Linked DNA regions of Homo sapiens: all the other regions are linked to region 2. Evidence: read pairs that join two places in POLR2A ChIA-PET (ENCODE). Cell type or tissue: GM12878. All regions are shown on one strand. Links, peaks and the distances in the headings refer to the core of each region. The heading gives the core; the rest is flanking DNA.

Region 1 (11,048 bases), core at 2,576-7,575, 140 kb after region 2:
TACTGAGATGCACAAGGAGGGAAAATATACTTCTTAGAATTGATGAAATACAGAATAATCCTTCTCTAAATTTTTCACTAAAATATTTAAGACATACAGTAAATTTTCACTTAACTTTGTTGATAGGTTCTTGGAAACCTAAACTTTAAGAAAAACTTTGTAGCAGATCTCCAAATGACATTTTGTTCAACTTCATTTTATTATAACAATGAGAAAAAAACGGTTTCATTATATGTGATTTCACTTAAAGTCACAATTTCCAAGAACCTGTCATGGACATTAAGCAAGGACTTACTGTGTAACTCTTTTCTCTACCTTGGGGACACGGTCTGCTCCAACAGAAACCAGTCCCCTACTAAAAATTTTCTAAGACATGTAATACCTCTGTTCATCTACTCTAAAAACAACCAATATCAACATAATTGACGCAGCATAGCTGTCTTCATCCTGGCATGTTAAAAAGCATCCAAAATCTAAATAAATGAATTAGCTCCCATCACTGATTAAATCACTAAAAGTCCTAAGGGCCTTTACAACCTGGAGGCTTGCATGCAATGTTCTGGTAAAATAAATAAATAAATAACAAAAATTTAAAAAAAAAAACTGTTTCAGGTTATCCATAAATATGTTAGTTCCCATATACCAGCGAACTGTGCAAGGAGAAAAGTGGAAAAAACCTTAAACCTCAATCCAGTAGAGGTACACTAAGTGAATGTTTTCATCTAAGTGGGTTGTATACGATCATTAGTTCTTTATGCTAGGGAAGGCAAATCTATCTTTTTATAAGCAGAAAATAAATATGATTAAAGTGAACTTGCCATACCCTACCTACTGGCAAACACTAGGCTTGGAAAAATAGCCCTTGTTCATAGATAGGTATGTATGGAATGGGACCTAAACAAACATTCAGCAGCATAGATAAAACATCTTCTTAAAAATGCCAAAGAAAAGAATCTGTGATAATTTATATTTAGAAACAGAAAAAATGTAAAAAGTATATGCTGTGTGTTCTCAACAACATACATATAGGAAGAAATAAAAAGACAGACTTATATGCAGTCTAAGATATAAATGGAACTCTTAAGAGATAAGAAAAAAGAAATGAATAGAAACAACAATTTAAAAAACTACATTTTGGTACATACACTTTTAAAAATGAGTTCTGTTATCTATGTTTTCCAAAAAGGAAAACAGGGCCGGGCATGGTTGCTCACGCCTGTAATCCTTGCACTTTGGGAGGCCTAGACAGGTGGACTTCCTGAGCTCAGGAGTTCAAGACCAGCCTGGGCAACATGGTGAAACCCCATCTCTACTAAAATACAAAAAACTAGCTGGACATGGCAGCGTGCGCCTATAGTCCCAGCTACTTGGGAGGCTGAGGCAGAAGAATTGCTTGAACCTGGGAGACGGAGGCTGCAGTGAGCCACGATCGCACCACTGCACTCCAGCCTGGGTGACAGAGCAAGACTCCATCTCAAAAAAAAGGAAAACACATAAAACGGTCTATGCTGCAAAAGTCACACACTAAAGGAAAGGGTAAAATAAAGTTATTTTTATTTGTTTTTTTTTTTTTTTTGAGATGGAGTTTCTCTCTTGTTGTGCTGGAGTGCAATGGTGCGATCTCAGCTCACTGCAACCTCTGCCTCCCGGGTTCAAGTGATTCTCCTGGCTCAGCCCCCTGAGTAGCCAGGATTACAGGCATGCACCATCACGCCCAGCTAATTTTTGTACTTTTAGTAGAGACGGGGTTTTGCCATGTTGGCTAGGCTGGTCTCAAACTTCTGACCTCAGGTGATCCACCTGCCTCAGCCTCCCAAAGTGCTGTGATTACAGGCATGAGCCACAGCACCCAGCCAAGTTATTGTAAAAATATAAAATTACAAGAGTGAAAAACAAAATCAAACCTCAATTATAGCAAATTTTGTTGGCTGAGCGCAGTGGCTCACACCTATAATCCCAGCACTTTGGGAGGCTGAGGCAGGCGGATCACTTGAGGTCAGGAGTTTGAGACAAGCCAGACCAACATGGTGAAACCCCATCTCTTCTAAAAATTCAAAGTTAGCTGGGCATGGTGGTACGCGCCTGTAATCTCAGTTACTCGGGAGGCTAAGGCAGGAGAATCGCTTGAACCAGGGAGGCGGAGGTTGCAGTGAGCTGAGATCGCGCCCGAGCACTCTAGCCTGGGCAACAAAGCGAGATTCCGACTCAAAAACAAAAACCAAAAAAAAAAAAAAAAAAAAACTTTGTTTAAAATCTTCAGATGGGTTTAAAACTGAACTGACATAAAAAGATTAAAAATAGTGATGAAAAACGATTTATACAATATATCGCAGAAATAGTCAAACTGAAAGGAAATAGGAATAATAATTTTGACACAGGACAAAAAGATTTTAAGAAATGAATTAGTCTTTTTATATTGCTAAAAAGATCTCTACAGTGCTACTCAAATGCCATCTATGAACTAGCTGTTTGCTACAGCTATGCAACAAGACAAGAACAAAGCTCGAAACTTAGCATTTAGAAACTCTTACAGCAGTCTGAGAGGGAAATTCTATACCTGTTAAATAAAATAATTTTTAAAAATGGAGGTTATATTACTATTTTGTCAAGTTATTCTCATTTCATTTCATTTTTCTAGTAATTCATTTTTAATGTATTTTAAAGAAGTATTGGGAAAAAAACCTGATTCTTCACCACAAATAATTTGAAAAGCACTGTGATAAAAGACTTATCGGTCATGAAGCTGGGATGTGCCAAACAACACATCAAAATATACAAATTTAAAACAATTACAGATGCAAGGCAAAAATGAAGGACAAATGTTTATTTGGGAAGCAAACCCATTCCATGACACATTAGATTTTTTTTAAAAAAAGCACATAGAGGAATTTTAAAATGTCACGTTTTCTCTAAGAAGTCACTGATTATAAATGTCCTATCAGTTTAATACCAGCTTTTCAGGAGGGAAAATTACTGTATTAAATGTACATACTGTGAGACACATTACAAACTCGGAAATGTTAAAATTGGGCCAGGCGAGGTGGCTCATGCCTGTAATCTCAGCACTTTGAGGGGCTGAGATGGGCAGATCACCTGAAGTCAGGAGTTCAAGACCAGCCTGGCCAACATGGCGAAACCCCATCTCTATGAAACATACAAAAATTAGACAGGTATGGTGTGGTGGCACATGCTTGTAATCCCAGCTACTTGGGAGACTGAAGCACGAGAATCACTTGAACCCAGGAGATGGAGGTTGCAGTGAGCCGAGATCGCACCACAGCACTCTAGCCTGGGCGACACAGTGAGACTCTGTCTCAAAAAATAAAATAAAATTAGAAAAAAGAAATTTTAAATTGTTTAAAAAGGATTAACCAAGAAAATAACAGTAAGTCAATAATTTGGTATTAAATGAAAAACTTCCTTTCAATTTTCAGTGAAACATGTATAAAGATGTTAGTAATAAAGCAGACGCTAAAGAATACATCAATAACTTTGAAAAACTAAAAACTATGTAAAGCATGGTAAAAAACTGGCTTTCTGCCATGCCCCACTAATCACTTAAGGATTCCTATTTGTTTTTGATGCTGCTGGGTAAAATTATATAAGAAGAAAGGGTTCGACAACTTTAAAATGTTTAAAATTATATTAAATTACTCAAAACATATAAAATGTCCAGCCTCGCAGTTTTCTAATACCTTTTTATACAAAAGTCAAGGGAAAAGGTCAAAGTACTTCATGTCAGATGTGGCATAGGAGGTCACAGATGTCTCTGCCACCTTCTTCCTGGCTTCCCACAATCTCAGAAAAAATCTAGGATATTATTTGGGCAGTAGGTAGCATTACTGCATTCTCAAAAGAGTCTACATTCTGTGTGTTTTTCTTCTGTGTGGTCCACTGCTAATGGCTAGCCTAATCTAGCCATCCTAACATACCCATGTGGTTGATTAGGTTAAGGTTGGCTGAACAGATTGAAAATTATATAGCTGGCCCTCCATATCTGTGGGTTCCACATCTGTGGATTCAACCAACCACAGATCAAAAATATTCAGGGAAAGAGTTGCATCTGTACTGAATGCGTACAAACTTTTTTCCTTGTTATTACTACCTTAAATAATACAGTATCACAACTATTACATAGCATTTACAATGTATTAGGTGTAAGTGATAATTTGAAGTACTATATAGGAGAATATGCTTAGGTTATTTTATGCAAATACTACACCATTTTATATAAGTGATTTGAGCATCTGTGGATTTTTATATCCTCAGGGATTCCTGCAACGAATCCCTCACAGATACTAAGGGATGGATACAGAGGGAAGACTGTACGTAAGAGTAGAGCATTGCTAGAAGCACTACCATGATCTATGCATGTTTTATACACATCACACACACAAACACACACACAATGAAATTAACGAGACTCAAAGCAACATTATTAACAATTTCTTCTAAGTTACACAGAGTATTTTCCATCTATACTATACAATCTCATCATCTAAAAACAGCCCTCCAGAGGTTATGATCCTACTCCTTGGACTGCCCGGTCAAAACGACTGATGTCATAATAAAACCAAACCTAGAAGAGGAAAAAATAAATCAAAGACAGGATCCTTTTGAAGTTTTTCATTTTAACTATCCAGAGTTTTAAAAAGTTCTCTACAAAAGATTTGATAATGCCAGGATCTTTTCCTTCCATTCCCATGCCTAATACTTAAACCTAACTTCATCTAAATGTGATTTAAAAGCCTAATTCAGATATAAAGATTATTTATGAAATGAAAAAAAGATACTACTTAAATAAAAAGTAATCTACCATAAGAACTAACGGAGGAAAACATTTGGAACTCAATTTACAGATGGAGATGAACTTTACTAATATATGAAGGCTCTTTGGAATCAGTAAGGAAAAGACCAAGAGTCTCAACAGGAAAATGGGTAAAAGATAAACAGTACGCTGAGAAGGAAATACCATAAGGGCCTCTCAAGCATATGAAAAAACACTCAATCTCACTCATAATAAAAGGAATGCAAATTAAAACTACACTGAGATCCATTTTATGTCTATTAGATTGGCAATGATCAAAACATTTGAGAACATAATCTTGATGAAGACATGGAAAAAGTCTCCTATTGCTGGTGGGAGTACAGATCAAAACAACCTCTGTATTAGTTTTTCTCATTTGAAGAAATCCTTGTAAGATGTTTAAAAATGTAGCATGTAAGATAATATTTAGCCTGGTGTGGGCTGTTGGTCATTCTCAAAAAATTGTTAAAAGTTTTCTACTTTTATAGAATTCTGTTTACATAATGAAGCAGACAGGTAGGCCACTTTTAAAAACTTGGATGACTGGTCGGGCGTAGTGGCTCATGCCTGTAATCTCAGCACTTTGGGAGGGCTGAGGCGGGTGAATCATTTGAGGTCAGGAGTTTGAAACCAGCCTGGCCAAAATGGTGAAACCCTGTCTCTACTAAAAATACAAAAAATTAGCTGGGTGGGGTGGTGCATGCCTGTAATCCCAGCTACTCAGGAGGCTGAGGTGGGAGAATAGCCTGAACCCAGGAGGTGAAGGTGGCAGTGAGCCAAGATCACACCATTGCACTCCAGCCTGGGCAACAGAGCGAGACTGTTTCAAACAACAACAAAAAACAAAACAAAACAAAACAAACCTGGATGATTAACACAGTAGTCTTGCTCTATCTGCTGCTCACCTCTTGATACCTTATTGTGCACTTAATGGGTGCTCAATAAATATTTGTTGAGTTGAATGAAACTAAGAATAATGCTGAAGGATGACAAAAATGGAATAAAAACAAGAACAATGAATTAACTAAATTTATCTGAACTGTTGAATAAATTGCTTACATAAACACTACTTCAAGAAAGGAGCAATGCCACGCTAGTTAGTGCATGTTTCCTGAAAAATGAGTTAGCCAGCAACAGTTGGATAATAGATTGTTGTAGTAATGGCCCCCTAATTAGCCCCACTCAGTTAGGAAACCCCTCCCATACCAACTCTGGAATTGGCCATGTTGATCTGCTTTGGCCTATGGACAACAGAAAATATACGAGGCTTGCTGTCACTAGTTACTTCTGTAAACCCTACTACTGCCTCCAGGTGAAAGAGCCACGCCTAGCCTGCGGGAGACACATGGCCCCCATCACCCAAGCAAACAACCAGTACGGATTATCCAGACATAGCTATCCTAGACCAACCAGCTCCCAGCTGACCCATCAGCTGACTGCAGCCACATCCGCAAGGCCAGACATAAGCTGCAGCAGAATTGCTTAATTGAGCCCAGCCCAGAATTAGGCTAACAAATGCCTATTGTTTCACAGCACTATGTTTTGGGGAGATTTATCATACAACAAAAGCTGATCCAAGTAGAGAGGGGAATAGGTGGTCAAAGAAGATTTTTCCCTTACCTGTTCTGCTTTTCAAATTTCACAATGAGAATATATCCACATACTATTTAATTACACTGAACTTATAAAAATTTTATATCAGATTGATATTAAAATCTTACTATCACCTTGTAAACACAAATACATTAATTCAGTCCAAATAGGAGCATGAATTTGAGAGGAGACATTAATATTGCTTCAGAAAAAAAAAATGGGTTAAGAGTACCAGGGTTTACTATCTCTCACACACACACACACACACACACACACACACACACACAAATGTGAATAAGAATATATTCACGGTCACTGTCACATCTCAATAATGGCTATTATCAAATTCTGGAAGTGTTAGAAGACACTCATCTCAAATTCTGCTTCACTGTTTCTTCTGTTTAAGTGGGTAATGGCCTAATACATGTTTTCTCATTTAATCCTCACATGGTATGAGGTAAACATTATGCTGCATCACTTTAGGCAAAGTTAATTAACCTCTCTATGCCTCATTTCCTCAACTGTAAAATGGGGATAACAGTCCTATTTTATAGAACTGTTGTGAAGATTACATCGCTTATAACAGGGCACACAGTCCTTAATAAACGGTTTACCACCTCGTTTAGTAAAATGACGTAAAATTAAGGTCTTTTAACTATAATAACATGGCTTCTATTTTCAAAACACTAAGCATTATCAACTAAGGTGTGAGACATCATAATTAATTTGGATATCTTTCTAATGACCTCATTAAAAAATTAAAAGACATGCCGGGGTGTGGTGATGGCTCACGCCTGTAATCCCGGCACTTTGGGAGGCCAAGGTGAGCAGATCACCTGAGGTCAGGAGTTCGAAACCAGCCTGGCCAACATGGTGAAATTCCATCTCTACTAAAAATACAAAAAGTAGCCGGGTGTGGTGGCACGTGGCTGTAATTCCAGCTACTTGGGAGGCTGAGGCAGGAGAATCATTTGAACTCGGGAGGTGGAGGTTGCACGGAGCCAAGATTGTGCCACTACACTCCAGCCTGGGCAACAGAGTGAGACTCTGTCTCAAAAAAATAAATAAATAAAAATAAATAAGTAAAAGACAATGTTATTAAACAAAACCTAGGAATGTATGTAGAAAATATATGGTGATGAGAGGTGAAGCTCTGGGCAATAATAAATCATTTAGTCCACATTCCACAATCCTAAGTACGTTTAAAATACAAAGGCTTCCATTTTTGTGTGTGTTACAAATTCACAAGAGAGCAATAAATCCTACTGACATGTCACCTTTACTGTGACATCTAGCATACATACTTTCAACATGTTCTATCACCTTTTTTTTTTTAAGGCACTAGTGATGGCTTTGGAAAATAAGGTTCTTTTCAGGTCCTGATGGACCACTTATAAAACATAGCCAAATTTTTAAAAAGTGTTTTAAACAGGCAATTACCTAGACTGTAGATATGTCACTAACGAAATGTAAAAAATCTCATACCACAATGTGCAGATGTTTTAGTTTCTCCTAATGTGAGGAATACCTGCTACAAAAATTCCATGTTTCATTTCAATTCAAACATTTTAAAGAGTACTCAGTATATGAGGTAATGTAGCAGATTCTGGAGATAAGACAGGTAAAGAAAGTAACATTTATGTTACTATGTATGCCAGACATTAGCTGGTTATCTTATTCAATCATAATAATGCTATGCTGTAGAAATTATTAAAACTCACTTTACAGAGGAGGAAATTAAGGCTAACATAAGTATAATAACTTGCTCGGGGTCTCTCAGCAACAGAAGGCAGTGGGGTTGAGAAGTATGAGGTGGGGCCCATGAAGGTAGTGCCACATGACTATTCTTAGAGACAAACACAATATCCATTGTAACAGATCCTTTTTTAACAGCAATGTGGAAGGGGATGAAGACTTGGAAAACCAAGGAGATAATCTTTGGGAATGGGCAAAGGAGTCACAGAAGGCTTTAAAGAGGTTGATATTTAAGTTGTTAGTTAAGGGTGAGTAGGATTTACCAACTTCAATGCCAAGGCTCACCCCCACCCCCCTCACCCCCAATATATTAACCAAAATAAATTACTTACTTGAAATTGAGAAAAACAATTTTGAGAGAAATCTTCCTCAGATATATTATTCCATAGTTTTAAAACAAATAATATGATGACAGTTTAATTTTTAGGTTGCTTTTATGTGGCTTGTCTTGGGTTTTATTCTGAAATGAAATTTAGATTAGTCATTTTCTTGTTCTGAGAAACTGCGAGTATGCCAACATGTTTTAACTTTACATTTTTCACATATCAACATGTATTCTTATTTACAAAGTCTTTCATTTCACCATCTCAAACAAAACCTAATTTAGTATATAAATTACTTTGAAGTATAAATATATATGCAAAATAATATATTTCTTTTAATTCTTGTTATACTTCTTTGTAATCGTAATAAATGGAAGAAAAATAGTATTCTTGTGAACTGTTATATATTACACAAGGCATTTTTGAGGTAACACTCTTTTATTATTTGAATTGTTTATATAGTAGTAATGCTCTCTGAACCCAAAGAAAATTAAATAACTGCCCCAAAGTAAATTGAGCTCAAATTCTTAGTATTTCCCAAAACTATCATCTAAAAAAATAGAATTGGCCAAAAAAGAAAAAAAAAAACCACGAAATTTTCCATTGACAATTACTACTCATTTTTCTCAGAATTTACTTTGCTAGGCTTGTATTCAATTTCTGCTACAGAAAACAGTCCAGTTTACCAATGCTAATTAAACAACAAAGTATTTTTCATTTATAAAATGAAATATTTAAAAACCCACAGAGAGCTGGAAGAAACACAAGATCATCTGGAAAACTTAGAAGGAACGACAGAAAACACACACACACACCAAACAAAAACACCAAAAAGGTTAAATAGGCTGTCATTAAGAGGGTCTTACTTTTACTTATAATTTGTTTTGGTCTCAAAATCCACATCATGTTTGGACAGTAGACTGAGTTATTTCTAATTGCCTAAGACACTCATTCCTGCCTTATCTGTATCTACATGGAAATTACAAGTTAACACAATTTCACCCAAAGTTTACTGTTCCTTAACTCCCATTATTTCCTCTTATTATCACTATGATGTTAAAATGGCAGCCAGATACCAGAGTGACATACCTCATACCATGGCCCATTTCTTACTTTATAAGTAAGTTCAAACTATTTCTTTGAAATATCCAGCACCAATGACAACATCCTCTAAAACCTACTTTAACCCAACCTATTTAGACTTGAATCATTTTTCACTTAGATTTTTTTTTTTTTTTAAAGAGACGGGGTCTTGCCATGTTGCCCAGACTGGTCTCAAAATCCTGGGCTCAGGCAATCTTCCTGCCTCTGCTTCCCAAAGTGCTGGGATTATAGGTGCCTGGCCCTAGATTATCTTTAATTGCGTGAATTCTAATCCAATCAAAAGCAAGATGAGAGAAAATGTAATTATAGTACCAGAGGAACTTGAAAGGTCTCATATATTCCCTCCTCCCTTTTTTGGAAATAGCATACATACGATTTTAGTATCAATTTTTATTTATGTTTGCCCTAAACTCCTTTTGCTATAATCTTTTGTTTTCTTAAAGATACAGCCCAAGTCATCATAAAACGAATCCTACTATAATCTATTCTAGATTATAGAATATTAATAATATTATTATATAAGAAGATTCTAAGCACTATTAGATACAGTAGGGTCTCAAAGATTTCTGAACTACATATGTGCAGTTCTTTTAATAATTCCTCTGAGGTTCTGTATTTTTGTCTTTCAATTATCATCAATGCCTTCCTCCAATATTCCCTCATGTTTCGGGGGGAGAGGGGGTCAGTGTGAGGTGATGAGAGCTGAAGAGTCAAGATCCAAGATCCCCAATTTTCAAATCCAGCCTCACACCAACCAACTGTAGGACACTGGACAAATCCCTGAGCCTGCTATGTAGATTTCAGTTTTCTTCATACAAAATGAGTACATTTGACTAGAATGATGCTTCTCAACCCTTTTAACATTGCAAACAAAACTTGTCAGCAAAAAAAAATTTAGCACACTGGACAACAGGAGGGCATTTGGAGGCATCTACACAGTGCCTGGTGAAAAAAAATTATCATATTTTCTAATTACAGAAGAAAAAATGTAAAGTGTTATGGTAGATATTTTTTGACACATGTAATGCTGAAAATTTTAATATGAATTTCAAAACCAAACATTTTCACATCAAGAATATTTCAAAATTAAAATCATGCTTTATTTCTGACAAACATACATGCACTATTAGGCAGTCACCTTGCAGAGCATATCAAACGCACGTGGTGAGCAGCATCCAATACAGGTGAATACAGATAGTCAGGCCTGGAGCTGGGCCACCAGAGACACCCTCCCTGCTTCCTTGTCCTCTCATTGTAAGTGGGTTGCACCTTGTGGTAGGTGGCATGTTCCTTCGGCACCGTGAATACAAACTCCAGTAACAATTCCATGATCCCTTTCCCACAAAAGGCAGCTGTACACTGTGGCTGGCTGCTGAAGTAGATTCCAAGTAGTAAGGCACACCTCATTTAATGCACTTAAAATATCAAAAGGAGCAGTATGCTGCTTTTAACTGTTGGTTGTCACT
Region 2 (11,048 bases), core at 5,060-10,059:
GCTGGTGTTAATAACTTACATTATTAATAACGTGCCTTCAAATGCAGGCACATTATTTGCCAATCCATAAATAATAGGCTTGAGGAAGTCTGTGGACCCTCTGGAATCAAATGGAAAACTGTATTTGCCTATATGCACTTCTCTTAGAAGGTCAACATATTCTGGGGCCGAGTGGTAAGTTAACCATTCACAGTTCTGGCAATTGTCCTTCAAAAACAGTTTATTTTAAGATATACACTTAAATTCAGAGAGTTACAGCTATATTAGAGGAATTATTCACATTAAAAGTAGTTTCTTTAAATAAACTAGACTCCTGTGTACACAGTTAGTTTACAGATCACTATCTACTTGGCTTAGAGCTACCTGGAGGGAAGCCATAGGTATCTTCAGTTTGTGGCTCAGGACACAAACTGTCTCTTACGATCCTATCTGGTAAATCAGGATCTGTGTTAACTCTGATCATGAGATCGTAAGGACTGGAAAGGACTCAGACAGAACTCTGTTTTTAGAAAAGATTCCCTTAAGCCATTTTAAACACTGAAATGAAGATCTAGAGAGATGCAAAAGACAACTACAAAACCAAAAACCCATTACCTGTCAGTATCGCCATATACAACCCTAGCCCCCCATTTCTTGGTATCATTCACCAGTTTAATAGCTCGTTCCAAGGTCTCTCTGGCTTTGTGAACAATACTATCGCCAACCTGTTGGTACAAACACATTGGAAATAATTTCTTAACATAGCTCAGTATAAGTTAACAGACTTTAACATATAATACATTTAATTACTAAATATTTCCAGAAATGAAACGAGAAAAGAACGTAAAAAAGAAATCAAAATAGCCATCAGTATCATCATTCTTTCTACAAGTACTCAAGAAGAAACTGAGGTGAAGAATTTGAAAGAACCAATCAATATACAAACTTGTCTTTGAGTATAACAGTAAGTGGACTGCACTTGTTACAAGGTACTCAGCTACGTTGGATTCTTGGAAGAATAATCCTTCTTTATTCAAGAACTTTTTTTTTTTTTTTGAGGAGTCTCACTCTGTCACCCAGGCTAGAGTGCAGTGGCACAATCTTGGCTCACTGCAACCTCTGCCTCCTGGGTTCAAGCGATTCTCCTGCCTCAGCCTCCTGAGTAGCTGGGACTATAGGCGCACGCCACCACACCCAGAGAATTTTTGTATTTTTTAGTAGAGATGGGGTTTCACCATATTGGCCAGGCTAGTCTTGAACTCCTGATTTCGTGATCCACCCACCTCGGCCTCCCAAAGTACTGGGATTATAGGCGTGAGCCACCGTGCCCGACCTATTCAACTTTCTTATGTGCCCTTACAACTCATCAGGCAGAAAAGCACTCTTTGTGGGTGCATGAGTATATGTACGTGTATCTCTCAAAATTTTTCTGTTGAAGTGTTGATGATAATGTCTTTCAATATCATTAAAGTTAATGCTGAACTTCAATCTTGTCACTAGTTATACAAAGAAAAATGTATCTAATTATATGATGGGAAATATATTAAAACTGTTCAATTTAAATTAAATAGGTAGATATATATCTAGGAAGGTTTTACTCATTGGTGATTAGTGAATTTTAACAGTGACCACAGCATGAGTTTACAAAACAAAAAGATGCTGGGCCTTGACAAATATGAGAAGCATGCTAATGAGATTTTACAGTTAAGTAAATTAAGGAGACTATATAACAATGCTGTTTTATTTATTAAACTCATTAAAGCTAAGAGTGGGAAAAATTGCCATTCAACATAAAACATAAATGGAGCATTCCTTTTGCAATTTTAAAACGCAAACTGCACATTTTTTTTTGTTAAGAAGCAAACAATAGCAATAATCATCCTTCTCCCTTTACTGTAAAATTTGAATTACTAAATATAGGATTGAATAGTATTTAAAAGGCTATTTAAAATTGCATTACAAAGGACATATTAAGTACATGAACAAAGGAATAAATAATAAAACTAGTAGTAGAAACGAGTTGGGATTTATTTATTTATTTATTCTGATTTATTTACTTATTTTGAGACAGAGTCTCGTTCTGTCACCCAGGCTGGAGTGCAGTGGTGTGAGCTTGGCTCACTGCAACCTCTGCCTCCTGGGTTCAAGCAATTCTCGTGCTTCAGTCTCCCGAATAGCTGGGATTACAGGAGTGTGCCACCATGCCCAGCTATTTTTCGTATTTTTAGTAGACAGGGTTTTGCCATGATGGCCAGGCTGGTCTGGAACTCCTGGCCTCAAATGATCCACCCGCCTCAGCCTCCCAAAGTGTTGTAATTACAGGTGTAAGCCACCATGCCTGGCCTTAGGTTTTAAATTAAGATTATGAATTCTGCTGAGACCTCTAGTACATCAGAAAATCTTGAGAATGTAAACTGTAACTTAATACATTACAAAAATCATGTTATCTAATGGAAACTCAAATTGAATAAAATGTTCTGTTACCTACTGCCACTTTCAAACAAGGTCAACTTTTAAATATGTGAGGAAAAAGAGCTGCATAAGCAAGCCATTTTAGTGTCAAAGTCAAATATACTTCTGAGATGTATACTTACAAGTATATACTCGAACATATACATAGTGGTCTTAAATGTCTGCCTAATGCTCTTACTCTGGCGCATTTAAGTTATACCCCAAAGAGTCAGAACTCTGCAGTTACCCCTGAAGACCACATAATAAGAAGAATTCAGCAGCACTAGAGTGAGGGGGAGGCGGAAGAGGGAAGGAGAAGTAATTAAATTAACAGATTCTGCTACTTTGTGCCAAGGTTCCTAACCTGAAAAGCATTACTTCATTAAAGGGCTAAGAGAGGATTTAAAAGAGGAAAAGAAATGGTTTCACAATTTAGGCCATGATTGGGGATGCTCAAAAGTCTTTTTTTTTTTTTGAGATGGAGTCTCACTCTGTCGCCCAGGCTGGAGTACAGTGGCGCAATCTCGGCTCACTGCAACCTCTACCTCCCGGGTTCACGCCATTCTCCTGCCTCAGCCTCCCAAGTAGCTGGGACTACAGGCACCCGCCACTACGCCCGGCTAATTTTTTGTATTTTTAGTAAAGACGGGGTTTCACCGCATTAGCCAGGATGGTCTTGGTCTCCTGACCTCGTGATCCACCCGCCTTGGCCTCCCAAAGTGCTGGGATTACAGGCGTGAGCCACTGCACCTGGCCTCAAAAGTCTTAATAAAAACAAATGTTTTAAGTAAAAATTAATTCCCTGAAAAGACATAAAAAGGAAGAAATAAAGTTCAGACAATTTTTTAAAAGGCACAAATATACCTTTATCATAAATATGAATGACCAATAATTTAGTAGAAAACTGTCAACATATAAAAATTTTAATTTATGAAGTAAGTCCAACTGAGACAGAGACATTAACCTCCACTATTAGCTACTTTATTCTCCATATTCTCTTCATAGGAATTTTTGCTTACCAAGTCTTGTCTTTCTCTATGATGGTACTGAGACAGAGACATTAACCTACAACTATTAGCTACATTTATTTATTCTCCATATTCTCCTTATATGCTTACAAAGTCTCATCTTTCTCTATGATAGTCCAGATCTAGTACTTTTTTGATTGTGTGTTCTCTGAAGGAAAGCAGGAGACCACAGTCAGTAATCCATTTGCCTCCCGCTTTTAAAAGCTTTTAATTATTCTGGATACATAACTGTTGTATATATACGTATATGCGGTACATATGATGTACACAGGCAGACAATGTGTAATGATCAAATCAGGGTAACTGGGATATCCATCACCTCAAGCATTTATCATTTATTTGTGTTAGACATTTCAATTCCATTCTTTTAGTTATTTAAAAATATACAATAAGTTGCTGTTCACTATAGTTACTGTGCTACTAAATACTATATTTTATTCATTCTAATTGTATTTTTGTACTCATTAATCATTTCTACTTTATCTCCCTCCCTCCCCACCTCATTGCCTCTGGCAACCATCATTCTACTCTCTATCTCCATGAGTTCCTTTATTTTTTTTAGTTTCCATAAGAGTGAGAATGTGTGATATTTGTCTTTCTCTGTCTGGCTTATTTCACTTAGCATAATGTCCTTCAGTTCCATCCATGTTTTGCAAATGACGGGATTTTATTCTTTTTTAGGGCTGATTACTGGACAAATGGGATCACATAAAGCTAAAAAGCTTCTGCACAGTAAAGGAAATAATCAACAAAGTGAAGAGACAACCCATAGAATGGGAGAAATTATTTGCAAACTACCCATCTAACATGGGATTAATAACCAGAATATGTAAGGAACTCAAACAACTCAGTAGGAAAAAAACAAATAATTCGATTAAAAATGCACAAAAGGTCTGAATAGACATTTCTCAAAAGATGACATACAAATGACTAACATTACTAATTAGAGAAATGCAAATCAAAATTATAATGAGATATCTTCTCACCCCAGCTAAAATGGCTTTTATCCAAAAAACAGGCAATAATGAATGCTGGCAAGGATGTGGAGAAAGGGGAACCCACTGTAGTGGGAATGTAAATTAGTAGAGCCACTATGTAGAACAATATAGGATGCTGCAAAAATCTAAAAATAGAACTGCCATATGATCCAGATATCCCACTGCTGGGTATATACCCCCCCCAAAAAAAAAAATGGAAATCGGTACATTGAATTGATATCTGCACTCCCATATTTATTGTAGCACTATTCACAATAGCCAAGATATGGAAACAACCTAAGTGTCCATCAACGAGTGAATGGATAAAGGAAATGCCATATTATGTGTACAATGGAATATCATACAGCCATAAAAAAGAATGAAGCCATCTGCCCTTTAAAAAAAAAAAAAGTGGCTGATATCTTCCATTTTTACTCTATTGGTGCTAACTTTTCACTTATTCATGAGAGGCTCTTTCTGTGATGTTAGCTGCTTTTTCCACTCATGATTTCACCTAGAAGTTAACATTGTACTGTTGCGAAGTTAGCATATGATGAGGGGTCAAATGCATGCTTGCAGTCATTAATCTGAGGATAGCTGAGAAGACCAGGGTCAAGGAAGCAGGTACTGCTTGGCAGTCTGAGTTCACCGTGCAAAGCAGCAACGTACTCCCTGGTGAAACCCTATTCCTAAACTTCCACTGCTAGTTCAAAAATCCTACCAAATTCTGGTTATTCTAAAGTTACAGTATTTACATATTTTAAAAATAGTATAATTTCTGCATTATTACTAAAATACATTAATAAACACTTTTAAAACCGAGAGGCAGGGAAGAAATTAGGGAAATGTGGAAATGGCCCCTAAGAAAGGATTTGGGACAAGCATGGTCGCTCACACCTGTAATCCCTGCCAAGGCAGGAGAATCACTTGAGCCCAGGAATTCAAGACCAGCCTGGGCAGCAGGGCGAAACCCCATCTCTACAAAAAATAGAAAACTTAACTGGGCATAGAGGTAAGCACCTGTAGTCCCAGCTACTTGGAGGCAGAGGTGGGAGGATTGCTTGAGCCTGGGAGGTCGAGGCTGCAGTGAGCCGTGGTTAAGCCACTGCACTCTAGCCTGGGTGATAAAGCAAGACGCTGTTTCAAAAAAAAAAAAAAAAGGATAGCTTTTGGTTTTACATTAGTAATATCATTTCCATTTTTTTTTTCCTGCTAGATCATATAGATCAGTGGTTTTCAAATGTATTAATATGAACCCCCAGGACTGACAAAGTATTTTTTATCTTACCTAAAAGTATACAAATATAAACCTAGATACAAACTTTTATTGCTTACAGCCTTTACAGTGCAACTATAAAAAAATTTATCCAGCACAAAATCATATTACTGTACCAAAATATTCAAGTTAACAATATTAAGTTTCCACTATAGATGGTATTTTGCTGCTTTCAATGTGAATATGCCACTACTGCCTTGCTCATGTTTTTGGAGTTCATTTTGCCTACTGTGAGCTGTGTGAAGACTTTATGCTTTCCCTGCTTTTCTCTTACTGAACTAATGCAAATATGATATACCACAATGTTCTCTGACCTTCATTTGGCATGAAAAGATCACAATATAACAAGTTACTCTGTTCTTTTCTCACTCACTAGTATATTATTTATATTACCCTGTCACACTATATTGTATTTGTATCAAATAAACACCTTAACTTAGTAAATATGAAATTAAGTCATTCTATGAAAAATGTCTTTCAACTGTCACTATCATTGCAAAAAAGGTTGTGCTTTATATCTACTGGTATACTAGTAAATATGGAATGACTGTTGTTTATTCTGACTTAAAAAATTTTTTTAGTTTTTAATTTTGTGTATTAATAGAGGCAAGGGCTCACTATGTTGCTTAGGCTAGTCTTGAACTCTTGGGCTCAAGCAATCCTCCCACCTCAGCCTCCTGAGTTGGGATCACAAGTGTGAGACACCACACCTGGCTAATTGTGACATTTGGACAAGCCAACATAACTATAATCAGATCTCTTGTCAATACATAAAATGAATTATGCAGTACCAAGGCTGTTGTAAAAACTGCTACAAAGGTGGCACTGAAATTTTATGCTAATAGAAAGTTACAGTATAGTTATGAAGATCATGCAGAAATAGGTGTATGCTAATTTCTAAAATTATCATTGGAATAAAGACACAGAGGTATCTTATAGAGAAAAGTCACAGATCCCCAAGAATATATATATATTTAGGCTTGGCATGAGAAAAACTGATGTTATGTCATAGAAATGAAATGGTTTAAAGTTTTAAAACAAAATGAAATGCTTGAATGAACAGGCATTCATTTAATGCTGCTTTAGTCTCTTTTTTTTGAGACAGGGTCTCGTTCTGTTACCCAGGGTGGAATGCAGTGGTGCAATCATGGCTCACTGCAACCTTGACTTCCTGGGCTCTAGTGATCCTCCCATCTCAGCTTCCCAAGTAACTGGGACCACAGGCACATAACACTATGCCCGGCTAGTTTTTGCATTTTTGGTTAGAGATGGGATTTCACCATGTTGCCCAGGCTGGTCTCAAACTCCTGAGCTCAAGTAATCCACATGCCTTGGCCTCCCAAAGTGTTGGGGTTACAGGTGTGAGCCACTTTTTTGAGACCAAGTCTCATTCTGTCGCCCAGGCTGGAGTGCAATGGCGCGATCTTGGCTCACTGCAACCTCTGCCTCCTGGGTTCAAGCAATTATCCTGCCTCGGCCTCTTGAGTAACTGGGATTACAGGTGCCCACCACCACACCTAGCTTATTTTTGTGTTTTTAGTAGAGATGGGGTTTCACCCTGTTGACCACGCTGGTCGCGACTCCTGACCTCATGTGATCCGCCTGCCTTGGCCTCCCAAAGTGTTGGGATTACAGGCGTGAGCCACCATGCCTGGCCTTTTTTTTTTTTTTTTCTTTTAAAAAAGAGATGAGGTCTCACTATGTTGTCCAGGCAGGATTCAACTCTGGGCTGAAGACCCCCGCACCACATCTTAGCTTCCAAAGTAACTGGGAATACAGGTGAGTGCCACCGTGCCTCACTGTATTTTAGTCTCTTTTGAAAAAACTACAGATTTGTATCACTTACCTCAATGCATGGCATTCTCCCAGAAAAATTAGCAGATGTATAGCCAAATGTGACATTTGCTATCAGCTTAAGTCCCAACTGACGCGCATCAAGCATTCGTGACAGGGCTCTGTCTTGCTTGTAAGCCTTCATTGACTGCTTCACCATAAATCTAGTCTTCAAAATTTCTTCAAGCATTCTTGGTAGTACACCTTTTCTTACTGAAGGCTATCATAAAGAAAAAAAATGTTTAAAACCCCTCAAACATTATAGATTTACATAATTAAGAAGGAAGCATAAAACATAATAATGGCCAACTGTCAGGAATTGAAACATGCTAACAACAGAGTGACCATAGTATTAGTGGCCGTCAATATAAAATCATCACATTTTATTTCTTGGAAGAGGATTTCTCCTAAATGGTTCCTGCAATGTTTATAAATCTAACAGAGCACTTCTATGTGAGTTCAGAGACCTCCAGGGAGGAGGATGTCAACTAGTGCATAAGTGACCATACAACAACTTCAGAGGGAAATTTTGTTCGAAACTTTGACAGAAACCCCCATTCTTTCAAAATGACACATGGGACTTGTATCACTCATAACCAACTCAGTTTTTAAAGATCTCATCCTAATGACCCCACACAGAAATCTGCATGGAACTCCATTTATCTACCTTGGAAGAATGATGAGCTGGGTTGACTCTGCTGACATTCAAACCTGCAGTTCCAGGGACTCTAGGTATTTCAAATCTGATGCTTAGACCACTAAGCCATCCCCTCCGGCCTACATTTATTAGCAATCTGGAAGAGGGGATGAATAGTGAGGTGATAAAATTTGTTGATGCCAAAAAAAAAATCATTTGTATTCATCAAGACTAGGGAGAATTTATGAGAACTCCAGTAGGAATGAAAACCACAAAACAGTATTAACTTTGATGATGATTCACAGACACGTGCAAGGTAATGCATGTCAGACCTAACAATTAAAATCTCAGGTATAGGATATTCACACACCTGAATATTTAAAAAATCTTATTTTCATTAAGCTTTACACACTGGGTCCAAAAGTAGATGCAAGTTTAAAAAAAAGCTGTTAAAGGGAGATAATAAGCTGCTAGATATGCGACAATGGAACATATTCTAACCTCTAATTCATTTGGTGTACATTTTGAAGCAGCCATAATGTTTTAAGACATAAGATAAAAAGAACAGGGACCAAATTCGCAGAAATGTGACTGGAAAACTGATTTTTATATAGAGACCCATTTAATAAAAAAAAATCTGTTTCCATTTCTCCAAGTAGATCTCATCTACATCAGTCCTTAGAAATACTACATTTTAAAATTTTCCAAAAAGAAACATACCATGAACTCTTTGGTTAAAATTTTCTTCATCTACATGGCTAATTTTAGTTTAGTATTCCCTCTTACTGGTAGAGAATGATGCCACTTTTGATATAGTACACCAGAATGAATTTGAGGGCTGGTGGGGTCCACTCTACCATCAACCACTCTACTGTCTCATGATTCTAGTACAGACTCACTGCTAAGAAAATAGAAAAGAAAGGAATAAAGTTGGCATTTAAGAGGCAATATAATCTTCTTTTAAGATGTCTCTTATTTGTCTTTAATTTGTAAAGTTTTCCTCTGTCTCTTTTGAGGGGAGATACAGGAGAGAAAAAAGGGACCCTATTTTTAGTTTGGATATCTTCTGAAAAATATAAACAATAAGCCTATTAGAGTATCATTAATTCTAAGATAGTCTTAATTTAAAATAATGTAGAAGAACAACTAGTAGCATCTACACATTAAAACAATTTAAATCTTTGTAGGTAATATATTTTGACCATTAAGTTGCCATTTAAGTCTGCCTGATTCTAATAAAGGGCAGAAAGTATAAGCATACGTTTATTTCTTTCAATATTTCGTTAACTAAAATTTAACAATTTAAAGATTTAAAACCTAAATTCAAGAAAAACAAGGTGACTGGTTTGTTCCTGAAGTGATTTCTTAGAAGATTCTCATATCTTTGACTTTTTGAGATAAAATATTCAAGCAAACTCGGTGTTTTTGTTTTCTATTATGTGCCAACAATATCTAAACCATTATCAGCTCTCCAAAAGTTAAGCCATAGTTGTTATCTTTCATTTACAAGAGAGTATTACCTTGACAAAAGCTACTCCATTGGGGGACACTGTGATATCATGCCTAACTTGGTAAAGTAAATCTGGAGGTACTCTCAGAGAGGTACAGCCAAATTTGAACTCATCATACCTGTTAAGAAAGAGAACATTAAGCAAATACTTCCTCAAATCATAGAACAGAGATTTTACGCAATTTAAAAAATCTTTCTAACTCCATTAGAAATTCATTTTCAAACATCTAAACAAGAATTCATGTACTTAGTAATATGTTTATTTGCCTCATTACCAAAATAGTTTTTCAAATATTCATAATTTATTACAAGAAACATTTCTTAAATGGCACTATCCTAAAATTTATGGGTAAAATCTATACTGAAATACCAAATTTCAACTCAACATCTGATCATCTTATTTATTTTATTATTATTATTTTTTGAGATGGAGTCTCGCTCTGTCACCCAGGCTGGAGTGCAGTGGCGCGATCTCGGCTCACTGCAAGCTCCGCCTCCCGGGTTCATGCCATTCTCCTGCCTCAGCCTCCCGAGTAGCTGGGACTACAGGTGCCTGCCACCATACCCGGCTAATTTTTTGCATTTTTAGTAGAGACAGGGTTTCCTCATGTTAGCCAGGATGGTCTCGATCTCCTAACCTCATGATCTGCCCGCCTTGGCCTCCCAAAGTGCTGGGATTACAGGTGTGAGCCACCACGTCCAGCCCAATCATCTTATACTAAATTACTTAAATAAAAATTTATTTTAACATCCTTGTGAATATATTTAAAGAATAATTTAAACCTTAAATAGAAATACTGTAAATCTTGTAAATTTTCCAAATTCCTGTTTTTAATAAAAAGACAGGATTACCAATATAATTTCCACAGATGCTTTCTATGAAGGAATATAGGATATACTAAAACCAACACATGATCTCAAATACGCAAAAATCAATAAAAAGGAAGACTCCGTTATTTCCTACAATTTAAGAAAAGTATCTAATCCTTTGAGAATTTAAAATGTTATTATCAGTTTATAAAATTTAATTTACATTAATTAATAAAACCTAACATTTAATTTTTAAAATCCTGGACTATTTATAAGAAAAATAAAGAGGAGGTCTAGTTGAAGTTATAAGATCATAATCCTCAAACTGTTCCACTGAAAGGTAATTTACATCAACAATTTAACTTTCATTTTAAAAGAGACTATAGTTACATATGGAGTGAAACAGTTGCAAGGCTGACCTATTCCCAATCCTCTTCATGAGTCATCCATCCATGAAGCTGGATTAATCATATGGTGATCCATGTCAATTGGTAAGACAACTATAATGAATGGATTAGCTGGGATACAGTCCATTTATCTTGCTCAT
Region 3 (11,048 bases), core at 3,673-8,672, 250 kb after region 2:
TCTGTCCAAGGGAGTGCAGACTGCTCAGCGTGAATGGAAATCAGAGCGACAGAGGAGAGCACTGGCAGGCTCAGACAAGCCTAAGGAAATCCACCACCCAGAATCCGCGAGCCCTTAAGATCAGGCATGACTAGTTTCTTAGAGACACTTGGCACTGTGCCCAAGGAATACTCTCCCAGCAGGCAAAGAAGCTAAAACTTGCTAAGGGACCACCCAGCAGTGTCTTCTTTTGATCTCCTGATGCTCTCTGCTGCCCTGAAATCTCGCTCTTCTGACAATAGCAAGTGGGAGGAGAGTGAGAAACTGGTTCCCCGCTCCCTTCTTCCCCGCAATCCACTCACTTTTGCAGAAAGGCCAGCAAGTTTGGAGTAGACCAAAGCACAGCTCAGATATGTTAGTAAAAAAACACTTCAGCAGCTTGAAGAAGAGACACTGCCTCTGGGCAGTCCAACATCACAGACTCCATCACTCATCCCTGGGTCAGCTTAGAGCAGCAGACAGTACAGTTTGGATAAGCTTTACCCAGTCAGGATGAACCAGTGTTTTCTCAGGCTAAAGTCTTGGGGAAATTGTCTGACTAGCATTTTAATGTGAAAGCTGAATAATTACTTTGTGTTGGCTTTTAGTCTGGAATGGACCACTTAAATCTCAGGAAGCCCTTGGGGCAGAAGATGGAGAAGAAAGGGGGGCTGGAGAGAAAATACGAGTCTGTATCTACACTGAGGTTTTTTGAAACACACCTCCCAAATGGAAGTGTGTATAATGGTCATATTAACTCACTTAAGCAGCCAGATATATAGATGGCACTCAATTTTCTTCTGAACACCTAACATTCACCCAATTGTTACGTATTTGAGGACTTCCTTTATAGATTATGGTAAGATATATATGATCTATAGATTGATATCAGGACTATAATGTATGTGGGGCAGCATCTGTTCTCCAGAAATGCTCAAAATTAAAATGATTAAGATCTTAAGAAAGTGTTCAGAAATAAAATGTTTTGAATGAAAACAGCAATGAATCATTGTCATAGAGAGCTTTCAGAGTTGTCAATGACTAAACAGCACAGATCCCCCAAAAGGAATTAGCAGATGCAAAAGGCTTTGTTTCAGGTTTGGTTCAAAGAGGTTCCCAGATTTGGAAAATGCATATTAGAATTACCTGAGCTTCTCTAGCAAGCACATCATATAATAATTTCACAAGTAGTGGCTGTTTTCTTAAGATTTCTGGAAATTACTGTCCTGACTGACCTTAATATGAGAACATTTTGGTGATATTTCAACATTTCTGGTTCTGGCAGCAAAATGTGGAAAAAGAATCATCACCTTACGCTTAGTTGAATGTTTCTTTAAATAAAAGGCTTAGTTTGCATTTGGTTGTGATGCAGTATGGAGAATGTGAGACCGTTTTTTCCAAACAAGATTGCTCATTCCTACAGGAAATGACCTCATTCTTGATGGCTGCTGCTAACTTATGGTGAGATGCTGGGTCCCTGCCCAATACCACATGGACATCCAATCAATTTACCCAGGGACAAGTCCACTCAAGAGCATCATTTAGAAGAGGGAAAAGGCACTGGGGTTATTTGTTTTTGGAGTATGTGCTTAAGGAAATCTAGAGGTAAGCAGTTTTTGAGTGTTACTAGTGGTGTCAGAATCACTAAAAACATTCATACAAAATGCTGGTTACTTTTTAAGCAAAAAGCAAAAAAGTGCATTTTATTTTACTGTGTACATGAGAAATAGCTGAGGTTATGAGGCCAGGTACAGTGGCTCACGCCTGTAATCCTAGCACTTTGGGAGGCCAAGGCGGGTGGATCACTCGAATCCAGCAGTTTGAGACCAGCCTGGGCAACATGGCAAAACCCCGTCTCTAGTAAAAGTATAAGCAAATTAGCTGGTTGTGGTGGTATGCACCTGTAACCCCAGCTATTTGGGAGGCTGAGGTGGGAGAATCACCTGACCCCAGGAGGTTGAGGCTGCAGTTAGCCATGATCACACCACCGCACTCCCGCCTAGGCAACAGGAGTGAGACCCTGTCTTAAAAAAAAGGAAAATCTTCGAGATTAGGGACGAGTGATCATCCAGCCATCACAAAGTATAAGACCTCACAAGAAGAAGGAGTGGCCGGGTGCGGTGGCTCACATCTGTAATCCCAGCACTGTGGGAGGCCGAGGCAGGTGGATCACGAGGTGAAGAGATCGAGACCATCCTGGCCAACATGGGGAAACCCCGTCTCTACTAAAAATACAAAAAATTAGCTGGGTGTGGTAGTGGGCACCTGTAGTCCCAGCTACTCGGGAGGCTGAGGCAGGAGAATGGGGTGAACCTGGGAGGCGGAGCTTGCAGTGAGCTGAGATCGCACCACTGCACTCCAGCCTGGGCAACAGAGCGAGACTCCGTCTCAAAAAAAAAAAAAAAAAAAAAGAGGAAGGAGAGAACAATGTTGCAAACAACTTACGCAATTCTTCTGGCAAATTGCTTGTTTTTAGAGTTCCTCTGGCTGGAGGGTTGCTAGGGGGTCTAGGCACAGCAGCTGGGGACGGAGGCTGGGGAACCTGTGGTCTCAGCTCTGCAGGGCACTCCAAGGACTCCCCAGGAGCACCAGCTCTATTAGGTGGCTGGTGATGTGGCTGGTCCCTAGAAAGGAATACATTTACAGTCAATTTTCATTCTTTACAAAGGCAAACCTTCAGGGACAGAAAGACTTTTAGAACTATGGGAAGATCCCAGTGGGCTCTCTCTCCTCTGCCTCTATTTCTTAACTGAGACAGAAGGAAGAGGGGAGCTCCATGGAGTTGTAGTCAATAAGCGTTTCAGCTGGCTGCCACATGTGAGGGCCTGTGCTCTGACTCCAAAGAGGGAAGCAGGATTTGATTTCTCTATTCAAGATTTGTTTAATTGGAAAAACAAGTCTCATGCACAGGGCAGACAAGGTCACCAACAAAACAAAGTAGTATGACAGGTGACACAGATGGTTGATGTTATAGGCATTCAGATAAAAAGACATGACTTTTAGCTCATAATAGGTAACATTTAATTATGTATCAAAAGGTAAAGAGGGCCATGTAGATTTAGAAGTATTTGTACTGTTGACATATAAATGGAAATCTGATTTTGAAGACCCTTTAAAGAAGTTGCTACCATATTAGATAGCATCTTTATTATTTTCGTTGCCAGTATTCCCACGAGCATTCTGCTGAGATGAACAATCAGATGACCTCGTGTGAGATTTGGAGGAGAGAAGGAAATGGAGAGCATGCGTCTGCCGCTTCTGTGGTTTCTGTCGGTAAGCACAGTGATGAGGTGCTGAGTTTTCCCCAGAAGGCCTCCCAGTGTCCTATTACCAGCTTCACAAGCGTCGAGGGCAGGGCATGGGCATCTATTGTTCACCAGTGGAGATCTATCTGGCACAGAACCGATCCAACCATTGCAGTGGTCACAGCGGTGTTGGCTTTCTGATTCTCAACCTTCCTGACCGCCAGAGGAGACAGCCTCTTTGGTGGCCCTGTTCTGTGGTATTGTGCTAACCGGTGGTGGGACTAAAACTGTCTCTATAATGTTTTATTTCTTAAAAAAAAATTCTGAAGCAAATGTGACAATATGTTAACATTCTTAAAATCTGGGTAGTGGGAACATGGATGTTGTTATTTGTGGTGTGTTTGAAATTGTGTCATATTATAAATTTTAAAAAAATGTTTTGACTACAAAATCTCTATGTATATGCCCAGTTTTTGTAGATTGTTGCTTACGCTTTTCATATTTTTACCCAAGGAGTAATCAGGAATTCTAAAAGTCTTATGTAACAGGATTTAAAATAAAATTACACAGAATCTCAACTGTACTATATTTTGAAAATATGAATGATTAAGATTATTTTTTATATTTTTATTAATATAGAGAAAATAATTTCTATAAAATATGCTTTCAGCTAATGGGGGATCCCATTCCATATTTTTTTCTTTTTCTTTTTTTTTTTTATTTCTCCAAGAAAAACTCATTCCAGTTCTTTTGCATTAAATTCTCTTATACCAAAAAAATTGTTTCAAAAGTTGCTTAGTTGTTATAGAAGATGATTGCTTATATGATAAAGAAATGTTAAGGCCTTGATAATATTCAAAAGCTTCTGTATAAAAACAATACCATGGAAATTAATGACAGAGTAAACTTTCTGAATTAAAGTTCTCTTTCAAACTATGAGTAAGAGGAGAATTAGCTGGCTTCTTTTTTCTTTTTTTTGAGGCAGGGTCTTGCTCTGTCACCCAGGCTCAATCACAGCTCACTGCAGCCTTGACCTCCTGGGCTCAGGTGATTTTCCCACCTTAGCCTCCTGAGTAGCTGGGACCACAGGCATGAGCCACCACACCTGGCTAATTTTTGTATTATTTTGGTAGAGATGGGATTTCGCCATGTTGCCCAAGCTGGTCACAAACTTCCTGCCTTGGCCTCCCAAAGTGCTGGGATTACAGGCATGAGCCACTATGCCCAACCTCAGTTGGATGGGTTTGTGTGTATGTGTGTGTGTGTTTTGTTTGTTTTTTAGTTTTTGAGACAGAGTCTCACTCTGTCACCCAGGCTGGAGTGCAGTGGCACAATCACGGCTCACTGCAGCCATGACCTCTTGTGCTCAGGCAGTTCTCCTGCCTCAGCCTCCTTAGTAGCTGGAACCACAGGTATGTGCCACCACACCCGGCTAATTTTTGTATTTTTTTGTAGAGATGGGTTTTCGCTATGTTGCCCAGGCTGGTCTCAAATTCCTGGGCTCAAACAATCCACCCACCTCTGCCTCCCAAAGTGCTGGGATTACAGGTGTGAGCCACCAAGCCCAGCCTAGCTCCTCTACCTGAACTTATTTTTCATTATCCTAAAGTGATAAAATAGATCAAGAAGATCAGAACAGGCTTAAATTGATGCTATAAAACCAATTACTCTGTATTATCTTTGCAACTCTTTTGTAAGTCTAAAATTGTTTGAAAATAAAAGTTTATTTTAAAAATTACTATTCTCTTTCCTATTCAACACAAAACTTATTTCATAAAGATGCTTACATTTTGTTTATTTCCCTGGAATTTTAGATATTTCTTCTGTTAGAGTGCCTATCCTGCTATAAAATCACATTTTACCTAATTCCATTGTTTAAACTCCATGTATTTATGGTTTAGAAAAATAAGGGATCTGGCCCAGCACGGTGGCTAACACCCGTAATCCCAGCACTTTGGGAGGCTGATGTGGGTGGATCACTTGAGGCCAGGAGTTTGAAACCAGCCTGGGCAACAAAGTGAGACCCCTTCTCTGCAAAAAATAAAAAAATTAGCTGGGTGTGGTAGCGGGCGTCTGTAGTTCCAGCTACTCTTGGGAGGCTGAGGTTGGAAGATGGCTTGAGTGCAGGAGGCGAAGGTTTCAGTGAGTCGAGATCTCGCCACTGCACTCCACCCTAAGTGACAGAGTCAGATCCTGTCCCAAAAGAAAGAGAGAAAAAAAGAGATCTGTCTTGAAAGAAAATATGAGGGTTTGTGGGCTTCTGAGCAAAAGAGAAAGCAGGCATGTGCCTCTTCACCATTGTTAATAAAGTGGGCTTTTTTTCTTTCCATGAAATGTTCAAACTAATTACCGCTTTCTGTATTTCTGAAAAATCCACTCTAATAGGAACTTCATATTTTACTCTATGCTGTAAAAACAGAATCTAGTTTTACAGTGGTATATAAAAGTTGCTTTTGAGCAAAAGTAAACATTTAATCTACTTTCTTCCAAATATTGTCATAAATGAGGAAGCTCCATTTACATGAGTTTTACCTATATATTTTAGATCCATAAATTAAGAGAAAAGGAAAGTCCAAAGAGAATAAGGGAAAAAAAATGATTAAAGAGGCAGGGCACAGTGGCTCATGCCTGCAATCCCAGCACTTTGGGAGGCCGAGGCGGGCAGATCACAAGGTCATGAGTTCGAGACTAGCCTGGCCTATATGGTGAAACCCCGTGTCTACTAAAAATACAAAAATTAGCTAGACGTGATGGCGCGCAGCTACCCAGGAGGCTAAGGCAGGAGAATAGCTTGAACCCAGGAGGCGGAGGTTGCAGTGAGCCAAGATCATACCACTGCACTCCAGCCTGGACGACAGAGCAAGGCTCCATCTCAAAAAAAAAAAAAAAAAAAAAAAAGATTGAAGAGTTAGACAACTGAAGTCATGAAAATACGGAGTTAAGCATAGGAGAGACCTAATAATGGTACTCAACATGTATGAATGTTTTTATTACAAAAGAAAATAATAGGCCAGGCACAGTGGCTCATGCCTGTAATACCAGCACTTTGGAAGGCCAAGGTGGGTGGATCACTTGAGCCCAGGAGTTCAAGACCAGCTGGGCAACATAGGGAGATCCCTTCACTACAAAATATACAAAAGTTAGCTGGGCATGGTGGCGCATGCTTCTAGTCCCAGCTACTTAGGAGGCTGAGGTGGGAGGATCGCTTGAACCTGTAAGGTAGAGGTTGCAGTGAGTCAAGTTTGCACCACTGCACTCCAGCCTGGGTGACAGAGCAAAACCCTGTCTCAAAAAAAGAAAAGAACAGGTAATTTTAAATTTTGATGGAAAATTAATTGAATTTAACATTTTAAAGTAAGAAATAGGCTTAAACAGGAACAGACACTAGACATATAAAGAGTTGGCTAACAGTGGAAGTCAGTCGTAGTAAAATCAAAAATCTATTTTGTGGACTAAAAATTCAGATGATCTGAAAATAAAAGAAAGGGGTGTGACTTGGAGAACATCTGAAGAGCCTTTCCTTCAAGAGAATTTCGACTAGTCACTAGTGGCTTTCTATGTCTGATAAAGAGATCCTTGTCAACCAGCTTCCGTTTCCTCCTGACCTGAAAAGTCTATATTGGGCATTCCACTATGTGACTTGCTCACTAACGTGGGTTAGCAAACCTATAGAGAATTCTGTTACATCTTCATTGCATTGGCATAATTCCTTTCCATGTTAAAAATGCCTGAAGGTTGGGCCTGTCATACTTACTGGTGCCTTGGAAGCCCCGGAAAGGAGCAGTCTCTCTGTGCGGGCCTCTCTTCGTGGTCCCAGGGGCTGGGATAATTCAGGATAACCTTCTGCACAGGGTGCAGGCCTCTCACACTGGCTCCAGGCAGGGGCTGCCCAGGCAGAGCCGGCTGGATCACTTGCTGGTAGGCTGCTCGAGGGTAGTCATGGCCATCTGTAGGTGAAGACAACAAAGACAACAGGGAACATCAACTCTAGCTCCTTCGTGTGAAAGGAGTCATAAGCTCCATGCTCATTTGTGTCTTGATCCCAGCTGAGGGGTCCAGATATCTGTTACCACCTCTGTGATGTTTGCCGTATTTCTCTACTGTTAATTACTTGAGTGTTTTCACGAAATTCACTTTTTTTTGTCCTAAATAAAAACATCTGCGAAATCACCAGTTTGGTATTCCAGCTGGAGAGCTCAAAAAACTTTTCAAAAAACTCTACACAGGCTCCTCTTTTCGTAAGATACTTAGGAAAATCCAACCATGAAGAACCTCTTTCACACCACCATTCCTACCACAATTTCCTTCATGTCCCGAACCCAAGGCTAGGAAAAATTATCTGTATGATAGATATAGAATCACTGCTCTGTATTTTCCTCCCCCAAGTGGACATACACGTGCATGTGCACACACACGTGCGCGCACACACACACCCCACTCTCCTCTTAAGAAGAGGTAAATGAATGAAAACTTGGCTCATCCTCCTGGGAACTAGCCAACCAACTGGCAATACCCTCCAACTCCCTTGGTCCTCTCCTGCTACAGCCTACGTGCACTTGGAGCCAGGGCTGCTTGAAGAGGGCTGGGCTCAGAGCAAAGCCAGAGCTGGCAGTGACTTATGTGAATGTGCAACCTGGGAGAAAGTGGGTCCCAGCCAGGACCAGGAGCAGGAGGGTCCCCAGGGAAGGGCAGCCTGCTGCTGCCAGAGTTAAGCATAGGAGAGACCTAATGCTTAATCACGCAAAAGAATAGAACTAAAAGCCCAGAGGAGAGATGCAGGGAACCAAGTAAGGGTGAGAGGGAAGGGCTCTGAGGGAATGGCCCAGGCCCAAAGGGGGTAAGGTGTTGGGAAATACGAGAGATGCAAGAGGACTGAAGTGAGCCACATGGTAGCCCTGCAAGATGAGCAATGAGCACCTCCTAGTGATCCAAGCACTGCCCCTCCTACCCACATAAGCAGTAAGACGATCCAGGAGGAGGCGTAACTAGTTAGGACAAGAAGGAAGGTGTTTTGTTTTGTTTTTTAAAAATCCTCATTGATCTTAAAATTATTTTGATTCTTTTAAGATCAACCCTCATTGATCTTAAAATTATTTTGCTGATTATAAATGTAATAATCAAGTTTGCCTGCCATGTAGATAGGATACATATATGGATGTACAGCAAAATAAAACTGGCAAGTAAACAAAAAAGTGACTGATAGGTTGAAACCAAAATGAGAAGCTGAGAATGTGGATAAAAATTGATTCTTAAGGCCAGGCGTGGTGGCTCACACCTGTAATCCCAGCACTTTGGGTGGCCGAGGCAGACAGATCACCTGAGTTCAGGAGTTCGAGACCAGCCTGGCCAACATGGTAAAACCCCATCTCTACTACAAATACAAAAATTAGCTGGGTGTGATGGCGCGCACCTGTAACCCCAGCTACTCAGGAAGCTGAGGCAGGAGAAACCCTTGAACTTGGGAGGCAGAGGCTGCAGTGAGCTGAGATTGTGCCATTGAACTCCAGCCTGGGCAACAGGGCAAGACTCCGTCTCAAAAACAAAAAAAAGAACTGTATTCTTAGCTTGGCAAAGCAGTCAGGAGCCATCTACGTTTTCAAAGGAACATTCAGGGGAATGATGGCCTCAAGTACAGAACAAGAGATAAATAATGTGCACGTTCACTAGTGTGGCCTCCTCCAGGTTCCCAGTGCCTAGACTCAGGAAACTGTTTGGGTGACCTGGCGATGTGCCCAAGCTAGTCTCTCAAGTGTGGTCAGATTCCCTGGACTCAATCTATTATTGTCTCCTTTGACCCATGTCACCACCTGGGTCCTTCCAGTCATGCTTCTTCTGGCAAAAGTGACCATGCCCCTCCATCCCAGACTGTCTCCTGGCAGGACCCCATGACCCTTGCCCTGATATTGCTTAGGCCTGGTCATGACAAGTAGTAGGGGTTTAAAGAGGGGGAGGAGGAGAAACAGATCTGCCTAGATCTATCCCTGCACCTGGATGACAAAGGAGACTGGGACTTGAAGGGACTGTTCTCAGAATGGAAGACAGGCCCACAGAGACTCCTATGGTCTAGGACAAGGTCTACTGCACAGGCTTCACCTTGGCAGCCTTCTCAGGGCAGGGCGGATATATTCCAGGGGGTCCAGATCACCAGTTGCAGTTTCAGGGCAACAGAGCAAGTCACTACTGCTCCTTTCCCTCAGTTTAAAAAATAGCAAAAAATGCCACTGCTATCAGGTCCCCAGGTAGGGGCCAGCCCTGCTTTTCAATGAGCCTTGCATGAGCAGACCCTTTACAAACCCAGCTGTAGCTAGAACCGTCTTGGTGGACTGCACTTACAATCCACCCTGCTAGATCAGGTTCCCGCCCCTGTAGATCTTGCCTCCCACTACACTCTCACTGGCCCACTAAGCTCTGGCTTCATTTTGAATATCCCAAACTTGTCCTCTCCTTTGGGATCCTGAGTTTGCCACCCTCTTTGTCCAGAATGTTTTTGCCCTAGATTTTCACAGACTGACTTCTTGCCATTCAGAGCTCAGCCCAAATATCACCTGTCCAAAGAGTCCTGCCTCTTCACCCAGTTACTTTATCCCATTCCCTATTTTGCTTTCTTCGTAGTTCCTATCATGGGTTTGCATAAGTAAGCATGACTTTTACCTGTCAACTTCTTGCCTGCCTTCCCTACTAGAATATAAGCTCTGTGAAAGCATGGACTGTGTCCTCTTACCACCATGTCTCCAAGGATAGTACTGGCACCCAGGGGATGCTCAATAGATGAATGAATGAAGGCTCAATAGTTACAAAGCCAACTTACAGAAAAAGAGAAGCCATTTAGGACTGCACAATCTATTAATACTTTCTAGGGCACAGGTCTCCTAGACCAGGGGCTCCCAACTCCCAGGCCACAGGCTGGTATCAGTCCATTGCCTGTTAGGAACCAGGCCACACAGTAGGAGGTAAACAGTGGGTGAGTAAGTGAAGCTCTGTCTGTATTTACAACCACTCCCCATCACTTGCATTACCGCCTGAGCTCTGCCTCCTGTCAGATCAGCAGCAGATTCTCACAGGAGTGCAAACCCTATTGTGAACTGCGCACATGAGGGATCTAGGCTGCACGCTCCTTATGAGAATCCAAGGCCTGATGATCTGTCACTGTCTTCCATCACCCCCAGATCTAGCTGCAGGAAAACAAGCTCAGGGCTCCCACTGATTCTACATTATAATGAGTTGTATAATTATTTCATTATATATTACAATGTAACAATAATAGAAATAAAGTGCACAATAAATGTAATGCACTTGAATCATCCCCAAACCATCCCCATCCCCAGTCCATGGAAAAATTGTCTTCCATGAAACTGGTCCCTAGTGCCAAAAAAGTTGGGGACCACTGCCCTAGACTGTCTTAATTCTCTTCTGCTGTCCATTTGTTTTGGGGGTTTTTTGGTTTAATCGGTGTCTCCCTCCAGAAGTAGGAAGGAGAAACACAAGGTAAAAGAGGAGAAACTTTGCCAGTGGCCTTAAAAGCCTTTATGAGGAAAAAGCTGAAAGTATCTTGAGAAGTTTTTAATGTTTGAAGCCATTTTTCTTCCTATATCCATTAATGAATGGCTAATATTGTTTTATTTGCTTTAAAAGGACTACCAAGCTCTAATCATAGGGTTTATTTCTTTTCCAGAAAGCGGATGTTGGTGCTGTTAATCAAAAGCCTTTGAATCAAGGTCATATGATTTCTAACAGATTATTTCCCTCACAACATGTCTTTGTCTCACAGCAACAAATCATATCATT

What was found. ChIA-PET counts read pairs that join two places held together with the same protein. Peaks named below come from ENCODE experiments on the same cell type or tissue, not always from the same donor. Only the 100,000 strongest peaks of a DNase experiment are listed, where the experiment ranks them.
Region 1: POLR2A ChIA-PET joins it to region 2 with 9 read pairs; 2 of 35 experiments call an interaction of 5 or more read pairs at or near these places.
Region 3: POLR2A ChIA-PET joins it to region 2 with 6 read pairs; 2 of 35 experiments call an interaction of 5 or more read pairs at or near these places.

The regions. Positions count from the first base shown.
Region 1 is chr6:111,463,526-111,474,573 of GRCh38, forward strand. All of the region lies in intron 1 of REV3L (REV3 like, DNA directed polymerase zeta catalytic subunit), which reads right to left. Among named protein-coding and RNA genes, the nearest start is that of REV3L, 14 kb to the right of the region's middle. In GM12878, for the core only: no CTCF peak of the experiment used is centred there; no DNase peak of the experiment used is centred there.
Region 2 is chr6:111,321,975-111,333,022 of GRCh38, forward strand. REV3L (REV3 like, DNA directed polymerase zeta catalytic subunit) reads right to left here. Exons shown (of 32, transcript NM_001372078.1): 24 at 9,702-9,810; 25 at 7,558-7,764; 26 at 595-704. Among named protein-coding and RNA genes, the nearest start is that of SLC60A2, 68 kb to the left of the region's middle. In GM12878, for the core only: no CTCF peak of the experiment used is centred there; a DNase peak (open chromatin) is centred at 8,097; H3K27ac peaks cover 314 bases.
Region 3 is chr6:111,573,180-111,584,227 of GRCh38, forward strand. TRAF3IP2 (TRAF3 interacting protein 2) reads right to left here. Exons shown (of 9, transcript NM_147686.4): 3 at 7,018-7,210; 4 at 2,464-2,642. It also overlaps TRAF3IP2-AS1. Among named protein-coding and RNA genes, the nearest start is that of TRAF3IP2, 27 kb to the right of the region's middle. In GM12878, for the core only: no CTCF peak of the experiment used is centred there; no DNase peak of the experiment used is centred there.